Regions from separate parts of the Homo sapiens genome. Here region 2 is linked to region 1. A link is a loop called in an ENCODE intact Hi-C map of the cell type or tissue named here. Cell type or tissue: heart left ventricle. All regions are shown on one strand.

Region 1 (5,000 bases):
GCCAACGTAGGGGCAGATGCCTGGGGTCCCGACCATGATCAGGAAGGGCAGCTCCGGGCCAAGGCTGCTCACAGGCCGGGAGGTGGGGAGTAGGGCGAGGTCAAGCACCAGAGGAAGGGGCTGGCAGGGGTGACCAGGAAGAGGAGGAGCAGGGACGTGGAGAGCCAGCGCATAGGAGCTCACAGCCCCTCTCATCTGCTCGAGAGCTTCCATCTGGGAAGAGCTGAGGCCCAAGGCCCACTGCTCTGTGGGAGCCCCACCCGGCCCTCCGTTGAGCCCATGGGTCAGGGCAAGGCTGCGCCCCAGAAGCATGAGCTGGCCCCAGCAGACCTGCTCTCCCTGCCACAGAGCCCCAGGAGCTGTCAGGGAGCTGGGCCCTCTCCCTGACCCTCATGTCCCCACCCTCCATGACCCAGCTCCCGAGAGCCGACCCTGCTGGGAGCCTCCTGGCTGGGCCACCCCTAGCAGGCCAGCCCAGGGCACTGCTCCTTCCTGTAATCCCACCCCACACACCAAGACCCACACCCAGGCAGGGGGATGAAATGGGCAGCATAACCGCGGGTGGCCTAGCCCACCACACTCACTTGAGACCCCTGAGCAGCCTGCGGCCACCCAGCCCCACCTCAGGGTCTGAGTCTCGGTGCATCTACGAAGTGGGTCTTTATGAGGCCTCTCTCACACTGCTATGAAGAAATACTCAACTGGGTAATGTATAAAGAAAAGAGGTTTGGTTGACTCACCGTTCCGCCTGGTTGGGAAAGCCCCAGGAAACTTACAATCATGGCGGAAGGCACCTCCTCACAGGGTGACAGGAGAAAGAATGAGCACAGAGCAAAAGGGGGAAAAGCCCTTATGAGACCATCAGATCACATGAGACTCATTCACTGTCTTGAGAACAGCATGGGGGAACCGCCCCCATGATCTCATCACCTCCACGAGGTCCCTCTGCCAACCAACACATGAGGATTACAATTCAGTTACAACTCAAGATGAGATCTGGGTGAGGACACAGAGCCAGACCATATCAGGGTCCATACTCGGGGTGGTGAGGGGCCCATGCCACATGCTGGGAGATCTCAGCCCTGCCGGGCACAAGCTCAACTAACAGGGTCATTGCCAAGTACTCACAGCCATCCTCAGAGCCACAGGCTGCCCCTGGGCCCAAGGTCCCGCTGCCACACAGAGACTATCCTTGACCTCACAGGTGCCCTCATCTCTGCTCACAAACCCTCTGGAGATGTCAACACAGGGCCAGGTGCAGGGCCAGTCTGCTGGGGTCACCTGGAGCCAAAGAGAAGACCCTGGTCCTGGAGCCTGCTGGGGGATCCCCACTACACAGCCAAGCCGCCTGAGATGCCGCCGTCACAGGCCAGCTGCTCAGAAAGCTGGGGCTTCGGGGCTTGCGTGGCATCCACGGCTCCCAACTCACGACAGTACACGCAGACACACGCTCACCCGCACACATGAACACCCACACTAGCAGTACACTCAGACACACACTCACCTGCACACACACTCACACTAGCAGTACACGCAGACACTCTCTCACTCGCACACACGAACACCCACACTAGCAGTACACGCAGACACACACTCACCCGCACACACAAATCCCAACCCACGACAGTACACGCAGACACACGCTCACCCGCACACACAAATCCCAACCCACACTAGCAGTACACACAGACACACGCTCACCCGCACACACGAACACCCACACTAGCAGTACACGCAGACACACACCTGCACACACAAACACCCACACTAGCAGTACACGCAGACACTCTCTCACTCGCACACACGAACACCCACACTAGCAGTACATGTAGACACACACTCACCCGCACACACAAATCCCAACCCACGACAGTACACGCAGACACACGCTCACCCGCACACATGAACACCCACACTAGCAGTACACGCAGACACCCGCTCACACACACACACGAACACCCACACTAGCAGTACACGCAGACACCCACTCACCTGCACACACGAATCCCAACCCACGACAGCAGAGGCAGACACCCTCTCACCTGCACACACAAACACCCACACTAGTGCAGGAGGCCAGGCCTGCACACACCCTCACACGTATGGACATATGTATGACACAAGTTCACAGACACCCTCACACCCACACATACACAGTAAGACATGCCTGCACACACCTTCACACGCATGGACACACACGCTGGCTCACACCCTCACACACATATACAGTAAGACACACAAATACACCCTCACACTCACACATATACACCCCTGCACACGCCCTCACACGCATGGACACACCTTCACATGCACAGACACGCTCACAGAGACACCCTCACAACTACACGTATACAGTAAGACATGCCTGCACACACCCGCACACGCACACAGGCTCACAGACACCCTCACACCCACACATACACAGTAAGACACGCCTGCACACACCCTCACACTCATGGACACACAGACACGCTGGCTCACACCCTCCCCCCGCCCTCCCGCACACCCACGTTGGACACGGCCTCGGACTCCCCCTGGTGGTGAAGCTCCGCACACACCGGGCGTTTTCTCCGGGGACCGACGGGCAGGGGCAGCCCTGGGCCCACGCTCTGGATTCTGACCGCCTGGGGGTTGGGGGACGGTGCGGCTGTGACCCTTCCTGTTCACTCTGAGCTTCACTTGAGTCTGAGCTCCTGACTCCCCCGGGCTCCGGCCCATCACACACACACAGCCGTTGCAGGAATAAGGCTTCTCCCACAGACGCTCAATCACATTGCTGAGTTACGAATGGAGACACCTAAATTTATTTTCCCAAGCACCTTGTGAATGGAGCTGCTGGGGCTCCGGGCTGGTCACGGCATCTGTCCAAAGTGGAGGGGGTGTGCTGGTGTCTTCTACGCCAAGGGGACAACTGTCCAGGTTAAGCGTCGGCCCACATCCCGATTTCGGTTCCTGGCCTGGCTCCCTGATGCGGGACAGAGCTGAGCACGCCCGTGCGGGGCTTACTGAACGCTCCTCTCTAGATCCCCGCACCTTTAACTTGGGGGAATCTATTGTGCACGATCAGTTCTTCCTGTTTCTTCTCTGTCTCTGCGTTTGAACGGGTATAACCCCAGGAAGATGAGACCTCCCTACGCCAGGTTCTCAGAGGCAGCTGCTGCTCAGTTTCTTTGACGTCCTTAAATAAATCTTTCTAAAGGAACCCACCATGGTGGCCACAAGAGGTGAAGCAGCATCACTCTTGACCTGCACAGCGACCGCAAAAATAAACCAGGACCTTCCTGCAGAGGCTCGCCCATCCCAGCCTGCGGCTCCTTGATCCCCAGGACCTGAGCTGGGCGTAGAAAAGCATTAGGGACCCATGGCCCCAAGAAGGCTTCCTGCTTGACAAGGCAGAGACGGAGAGAGGACTGGGATGTGTCCATTGCTCCCACATCGGGGGTCCCTGCCCCATGCCGAGACCAAGGACCCCCCTTCGTTCCTGCCCTGCCCTTCCCCAGGCAGGGGGATGGAATGGGCAGCATAACCGTGGGTGGCCTAGCCCACCACACTCACTTGAGACCCCTGAGCAGCTGCTCTCAGCTCTGGAAGCTGCTGGAAGACCCCAGCCCACCTTCCTGGCACCTTTGCTGCCATAAAGAGATGCCTTCCCTACCTGGAAACTGTTGGTGACTGACTTGTAATGACATCGCAGCTGTCTCTCTCCCTCCCTGTTTCCCCAGCCTCACTTCCCTAACTGCTCTCCTCTGCTGCCCGCTGCATGCCAAGCCCACCTCTCTCAGACTGTCAGGGTCTGGGGAGGGGTCAGCCAAGGTAGGTCCCAGCTGCCCCCACCCTCCAGCGGCCATCCCAATACTGACCCATCCCAACACCGACCCACCCCAACACCCACCCATCCCCAAAACTCACCCACCCATTGCCAACACGGACCAACCCCAACAACCACCCATCCCCAACACTTACCCACCCCAACACCCACCCACCCCAACACGGACCCACCCCAACACCCACCCATCCCAACACCCACCCACCCCAACACCCACCCACCCCAACACCCACCCATCCCAACACCCACCCACCCCAACACCCAACCATCCCAACACCGACCCACCCCAACACCCACCCACCCCAACATAGACCCATCCCAACACCCACTCAATGCAACACTCACCCATCCCCAACACCCACCCATCCCAACACCCACCCACCCCAACACCCATGCACCCCAACACCCACCCATCCCCACCACCCACCCATCCCAACACGGACCCGCCCATCCCCAGCACCCACCCATCCCAACACCCACCCACCCCAACACCCACCCACCCCAACACGCACCCATCCCCAACACGGACCCATCCCAACACCCACCCACCCCAACACCCACCCATCCCCAACACCCAACCATCCAAACACCCACCCATCCCCAACACGCACCCATCCCCAACACAGACCCATCCCAACACCCACCCACCCCAACACCCACCCATCCCAACACCCACCCATCCCCAACATGGACCCATCCCAACACCCACCCACCCCCACACCCACCCATCCCCAACACCCACCCATCCCAACACATACCCACCCCAACACCCACCCACCCCAACACTCTCCCATCCCCAACACCCAGCCATCCCAACACCCACCCACCCCAACACGGACCCACCCCAACAGCCACCCATCCCAACACCCACCCATCCCCAACACGGACCCACCCCAACACCCACCCACCCCAACACTCTCCCATCCCCAACACCCAGCCATCCCAACACCCACCCACCCCAACAAGGACCCACCCCAACAGCCACCCACCCCAACAGCCACCCACCCCAACACCCACCCATCCCCAACACTCTCCCATCCCCAACACCCAGCCATCCCAACACCCACCCACCCCAACACGGACCCATCCCAACAGCCACCCATCCCAACACCCACCCACCCCAACACCCACCCACCCCAACACGGACCCACCCCAACACTCTCCCATCCCCAAC
Region 2 (5,000 bases), 87 kb before region 1:
CGCTGCCTGCTGGCTCTGGGGCCAGAGCTCCGTGGCACATGCGCTGTGTCCAGCAGTGCTTGGCACAGTGTTTGCAAACACAGACCCCAACCAGTCACCATGCTGATACCCAAACCCTGTCGTCAGTGGCATGAAACTGGGGGAGGTGGGGTGTGCTCCAAGACTCACCAGGCTCCAGCTGCTGACACTTTTGCTTTGCTTTCCCAAAAAGTGCTTCCCAGGGGCCAGCTTTGCTTTGGGCTTTGTGTGTACGTGTGTGTGTTTGTGCAAGTGGGTTTGCATTGGACCTGGAAGCGTGCATGCTTGTCTGCATGTGTTCACAGGCGTATGCATATGGGTGTGAGATGTGTACAAACACATTTCTGTTTGTGTATGCATGCGCTTGTGTGCACGTGTGTGTGCATCTGTGTACAACTGTGTCACATGTGCAGTACTTTACACCCAACACAGCTTCCACTGCCTTCTGACTCTTGTGCACGACCACACTCCCACATACCCACGTGTGCAGGCCCAGAAGATCAGGACTCGCAGTGCCGCAGGCCGGGGTCCGCCTCGTTGCTCCCAAACATGGTTTTTGGCTTGTCTTCGCTTGCCGCTTCCTGGCTTGTTCAGCCAGGGACCCTCTCCCCTGTATTAGGGTCCCCCCTAAATCTTTGATGCCAGTTCCTGTCGAGAGAAGGGCCCGTACATCCCCAGGTCTGTGCCAGCCCTGTCCTAACCCAGTTCCTGCTGGTAAAGCATAAGATGTCTCCCCCCGGACCTCCCCAGGCCAGGCCCTCAAACTTCAGCTGGCAGTGCACCGCCCCCCTTAAGTTCAGGCTGGCTTGGAAAAAAAGCGAGTAAAGGAGAAAGGCCGCCCACCCAGGGCATACCTCTGGGCTCCCAGCTCCAGGCCTCGGGGAAGACAGTGTGCCTGCCCCCTCGTGCCCTTGCCCTGCTGGGCAGACATTCGCTGTGGGTGCTGGGAAGCTTATGGGAGGAGCTGGCCTCTCCCCAGTGCGCCTCAGGTGGCAGGAGCTCACTGGTGGAAGTGCTGGGGAGGGGACTCCAGGCCGACTTGGAACACCCCGCTGAGGCTGAGGCTGAGCCTGTGAGGTCGGGACCACTGCACTCCCAGAGGGAGAGCTGCAGCTTCAGGGCCAGCTGCCTGAGCCCTCACCCCTACCATAGCCTCTGACCCTCTCCACCTCACACAGATACCTCTGGGCCTCCTGTCTGATCACCAAGGTTTTATTAAAAGAAACTTCATTTGGAAGCCCTGGGGAGCTGAGAGCTCTGCCGGGCGATCTTCCTCTGGCCTGTGAGTCAGGGTTTCCTTAAACAGAGCAGCTGAGAGGAAAGCCAGGTGGAGAGGAGACGCTGCAGCCTCTAGGCCTCCCCGGCACTGGGCCTCTCCTGGGAGGCAGCTCCAGGGGCTGCAGTGGAGGAACTTAGGGCCAGGGTGGGTCCTGTGTCTGATGCCTAGACAGAGGTCCGGGATCACCAGCCATAGCTGCTGCACAGGCCAGGGGTGGGCAGGTGCTGTGGTGGGGCTCAGCTCCTAGCCCTGTCCACGCCTCACCAGCCGCCCCAGGCACTCAATTATGTGGCAGATTTTCCTGATTTGGAGCCTTCTCCTGCCCTCAGATGGCCCCCGGCTACTGGCCATTTTCCCACAGGCTGAGTAATTCTCACGGGGATTTTATGGCTGGCATCGGCTGTCCACACATTTCTCTCCCCATTAGTGGTCAGAGGGACTCAAAGTCACAGGGACTCAGCCCCATCTGAACACGGGGCTTGTCCAGCACCCACCAAGATACCCCAGCAGAGGGCTGGGGTTTGAAGGGTTTGGCGAGTGTTGGAGCTGCCTGAGCCGGGGTCTGGAGACAGCCTGGTGGCCACACAGGTGTGGGCACTGCAGCAGGTTGTACTTCCCAGCTCCAGAGGGCCGGGCGCTGATCTCTAAGCAAGCTCACTCCAGTGACTGCCATGCTATAAACCCCACGACGCACTGGGGAGCTGAGAGTGTCCCATGAAAGGCCCCAGAAGATGGATTTGATTTGTTCATTCTTATTGGGAACCCTGATTCACAAACCCCGGCAGCTTTGAGGAAATTGGTTATTCATGCCCAGAATGAATCAGCAAAGCCTCCCCACGTCAGTCGCCGCCCGGGAAGCTGTCACCTCCATGGCCGCAGCACTCTCTGCCTTGGCAGGCAAGTGGCATAAAACACTGCCTTCAAAGTGATTCCCAGAACCAGGCCAGGCCAGCCCACTGCCTGCCTGGGATCCGTGCTTCCGGGAACAGGCACGGACCCCAGAATGGGACCAGCTGCAGGTCCAGAGAGCACACGGGCCCCCAGGAACACAGGAGCCCCTCAGCTGCTCTCCTTGGTGCTGAAAGAGCCTGGTGGCAGAGCTGCAGATACCTGCGGCAGAGACGGGGTCCCCACCCCGGCACCCCACAGGCCTCCTCAGTGCCTGCGCCCCCCACCCGAGGACATCTCTGGGTGTGAGTGTGTGGTGTGTGGGGCTGGCTAAGTGTTAGGACTTCACTCGCCCTGGAGAGACCCCCACCAAGAGGGGCAGGAGTTGGCACACTAATTCCCAGGGTTCTCAACACCCAGGGGGTCCCTCTGGATCTGAGCTCTGGTCCCCAAGTGGTCACCGGCTCCCTAACTTGCTCTCTGTCACCTTCCCTCCCCCGGGCCTTGTCTGCCTGTGCCCATGCTGCCCCGCAGCTGATGAACCCCAAAGCGGCCCACTCTGATCTTACACTCAGGAAACGTGGCTCGCTGGGCTGCAGCGTTCTAGGACATTCCGCTCTAGGAGGGGCTGGAGCAGAGCCCCGGGTGCTCCACATGCTCCTCTTTATCTCAGGGGCTTGTGCATCCAGCATATTCCAGTTATTCTTGAGAACTACAAGCAAGAAAGGAGGGAAGAGCCGGGCCTCCAGGGATCTGTTTTACAAGAGGGTCCTCAGGAAAATGACCCTCTTGCATGGCTCATGCAAGGAAAATGAAGCTGCGGTTGTTCAAAGTGGCCACCTGCCCCTCACTCACGCTACCCCTTCCCTGCCTCCCAGTCTCACCTCCCCACCACGCACCCTGCTTGCTGGAATCACCTCCCGCATAAACCCTGTGCCCCAAACCCTCTCCCAGGGTCTGCTTCTTTGGGGACCTTGAAGGAAGACACCAGCGTTCCCCACTTACAGCAGGCTTGGGGCCCAGACTCGGGATCAGCTTTGGAGATGATGTCACACCTGATTTTCTGTTGGGAGAATCCCTGCCTCTGCCCTCTGGCCTCACAGGTGTTGCTGGCTGCACCGGCCAGGGTCAACCCCAGCTGTCCTGTGTGAAAGTCTGGCTGAAGCAGATCTTTCCAGAGCACGTGTCCCCAGAACACTTGGCCCCACCAGATGCTCCAAGAGCCGTCTGGGCAGAGCCGTGCAGGCTGCCTCCCTGGCTGTCCTGAGGGCTGGGGTACGTGCTGCCTCCCTGGCTGTCCTGAGGGCTGGGGTACGTGCTGCCTCCCTGGCTGTCCTGAGGGCTGGGGTACGTGCTGCCTCCCTGGCTGTCCTGAGGGCTGAGGTGTGCACAGCCTGAGTGACCAGCTCGGGAGGCTGTGTGACTGGCACCAGGTGTCTCCAGGAAGAATTTACCAGAAACCCTTATTTACTTATTTTTTCTTTTTGTTTTTTTATAATTAGATACTGGGGCTAGACACGGTGGCTCATGCCTGTAATCCCAACACTTTGGGAGGCTGAGACAGGTAGATCTCCTGAGCCCAGGGGTTTGAGACCAGCCTAGGCGACATGGCAAAACCCACTCTCTACAAAAAATACAAAAATTAGCCAGGCATGGTGGTGTGTCTGTAGTACCAGCTACTTGGGAGGCTGAGGTGGGAGGATCACTTGAGCCCAGGAGGTGGAGGTTGCAGTGAGCCGAGATCACACCACTGCACTACAGCTTGGGCAACACAGTGAGACCCCATCTCAAAAAAAATTAGATACTGTGTCTCGCTATGTTGCCCAGGCTGGTCTCTAACTCCTGGGCTCAAGCAATCCTCCTGTGTTGGCCTCTCAAAGTGCTGGGATCACAGGCGTGAGCCACTGCACCCAGCCAGGAACCCTTATTTTTGCTAATGCCTGTGAGCTCGTGGCCCGAAACCTGTGCCCCTGAGGCCCCTGGTGTGAAGAGCTTCCTAGCAGCTCTGAGCTCACCTACGAGGCGATCAGATTTGCTCTCAGCAGCTGATCCCACCGTGCATCTAAGCAGCGTGAAGTTACCAAAGTCAGTTTCCACACTCCGTCCCAGGAACACAGACGTGACATCCTGGAAGCACAGGGGATTCAAGGTGTCCTCACTCGTAGTTCCAGAGCCCACAGCAACACAGGACATGCAGGCTGCAACTGTGAATTGTGTGTGAATTGCTTTCCTGAAAGAGGCCCTTCTGCAAAGCTGCCAGACCCGGGGGTGGGTCGGACCCGGGGCCCTGCGAGGCTCGGCCACCTCTCTGCCTGGGTCTGAGCTTGACCAGGCGGGTGTCAGTGGAACGTGCCTTTGCAGAGCGGCGCTCCAGGGCTCAGTGCACCACACTGGCTCTGCCGTCCCTATTCCATAGAGGAGAAAAATGAGGTCCCGAGAGGAGCAGCAGCTTGCCAGGGTCACATGCTGGAAATGAAGCCAGGCCTAGCCCCGTCCCCCCGCGCGTGTCCGGCTGAGCTTCCTGAGGAGCAGTGGCCACATCCACACTGCACCAAACCCTCCTGCAGCCGGTTCTCACCGGAGAGACAGTCCCCATGTCAGGGCGGGTGAGCAGCCACCCGCAGAGTGTGTGTGTGTGTGTGCACGCGTGGGGGATGTGTGTGTGTGTCATGTGAGGGACGTGTGTGGGTGTGTGTGTCACGTGAGGGATGTGTGTGTGTCATATAAAGTGTGTGTCACGTGAGGGATGTGTGTGTGTGTTATGTGAGGGATGTGTGTGTGTCATATAACGTGTGTGTGTGTTATGTGAGGGGTG

The links. Peaks named below come from ENCODE experiments on the same cell type or tissue, not always from the same donor. Only the 100,000 strongest peaks of a DNase experiment are listed, where the experiment ranks them.
Region 2: a loop joins it to region 1, with 2.3 times the contacts of the local background. A loop is called at or near these places in 12 of 110 quality-filtered maps.

Annotation. Positions count from the first base shown.
Region 1 is chr20:62,497,886-62,502,885 of GRCh38, reverse strand. No RefSeq gene overlaps it. Among named protein-coding and RNA genes, the nearest start is that of GATA5, 24 kb to the right of the region's middle. RefSeq lists enhancers at 624-853, 2,319-2,819. In heart left ventricle, CTCF peaks have their summits at 2,332 and 2,540 (motif pointing left); a DNase peak (open chromatin) is centred at 2,535.
Region 2 is chr20:62,585,326-62,590,325 of GRCh38, reverse strand. No RefSeq gene overlaps it. Among named protein-coding and RNA genes, the nearest start is that of LINC02970, 16 kb to the left of the region's middle. RefSeq lists an enhancer at 989-1,496. In heart left ventricle, no CTCF peak of the experiment used is centred here; DNase peaks (open chromatin) are centred at 1,535 and 2,135; H3K27me3 peaks cover 4,041 bases.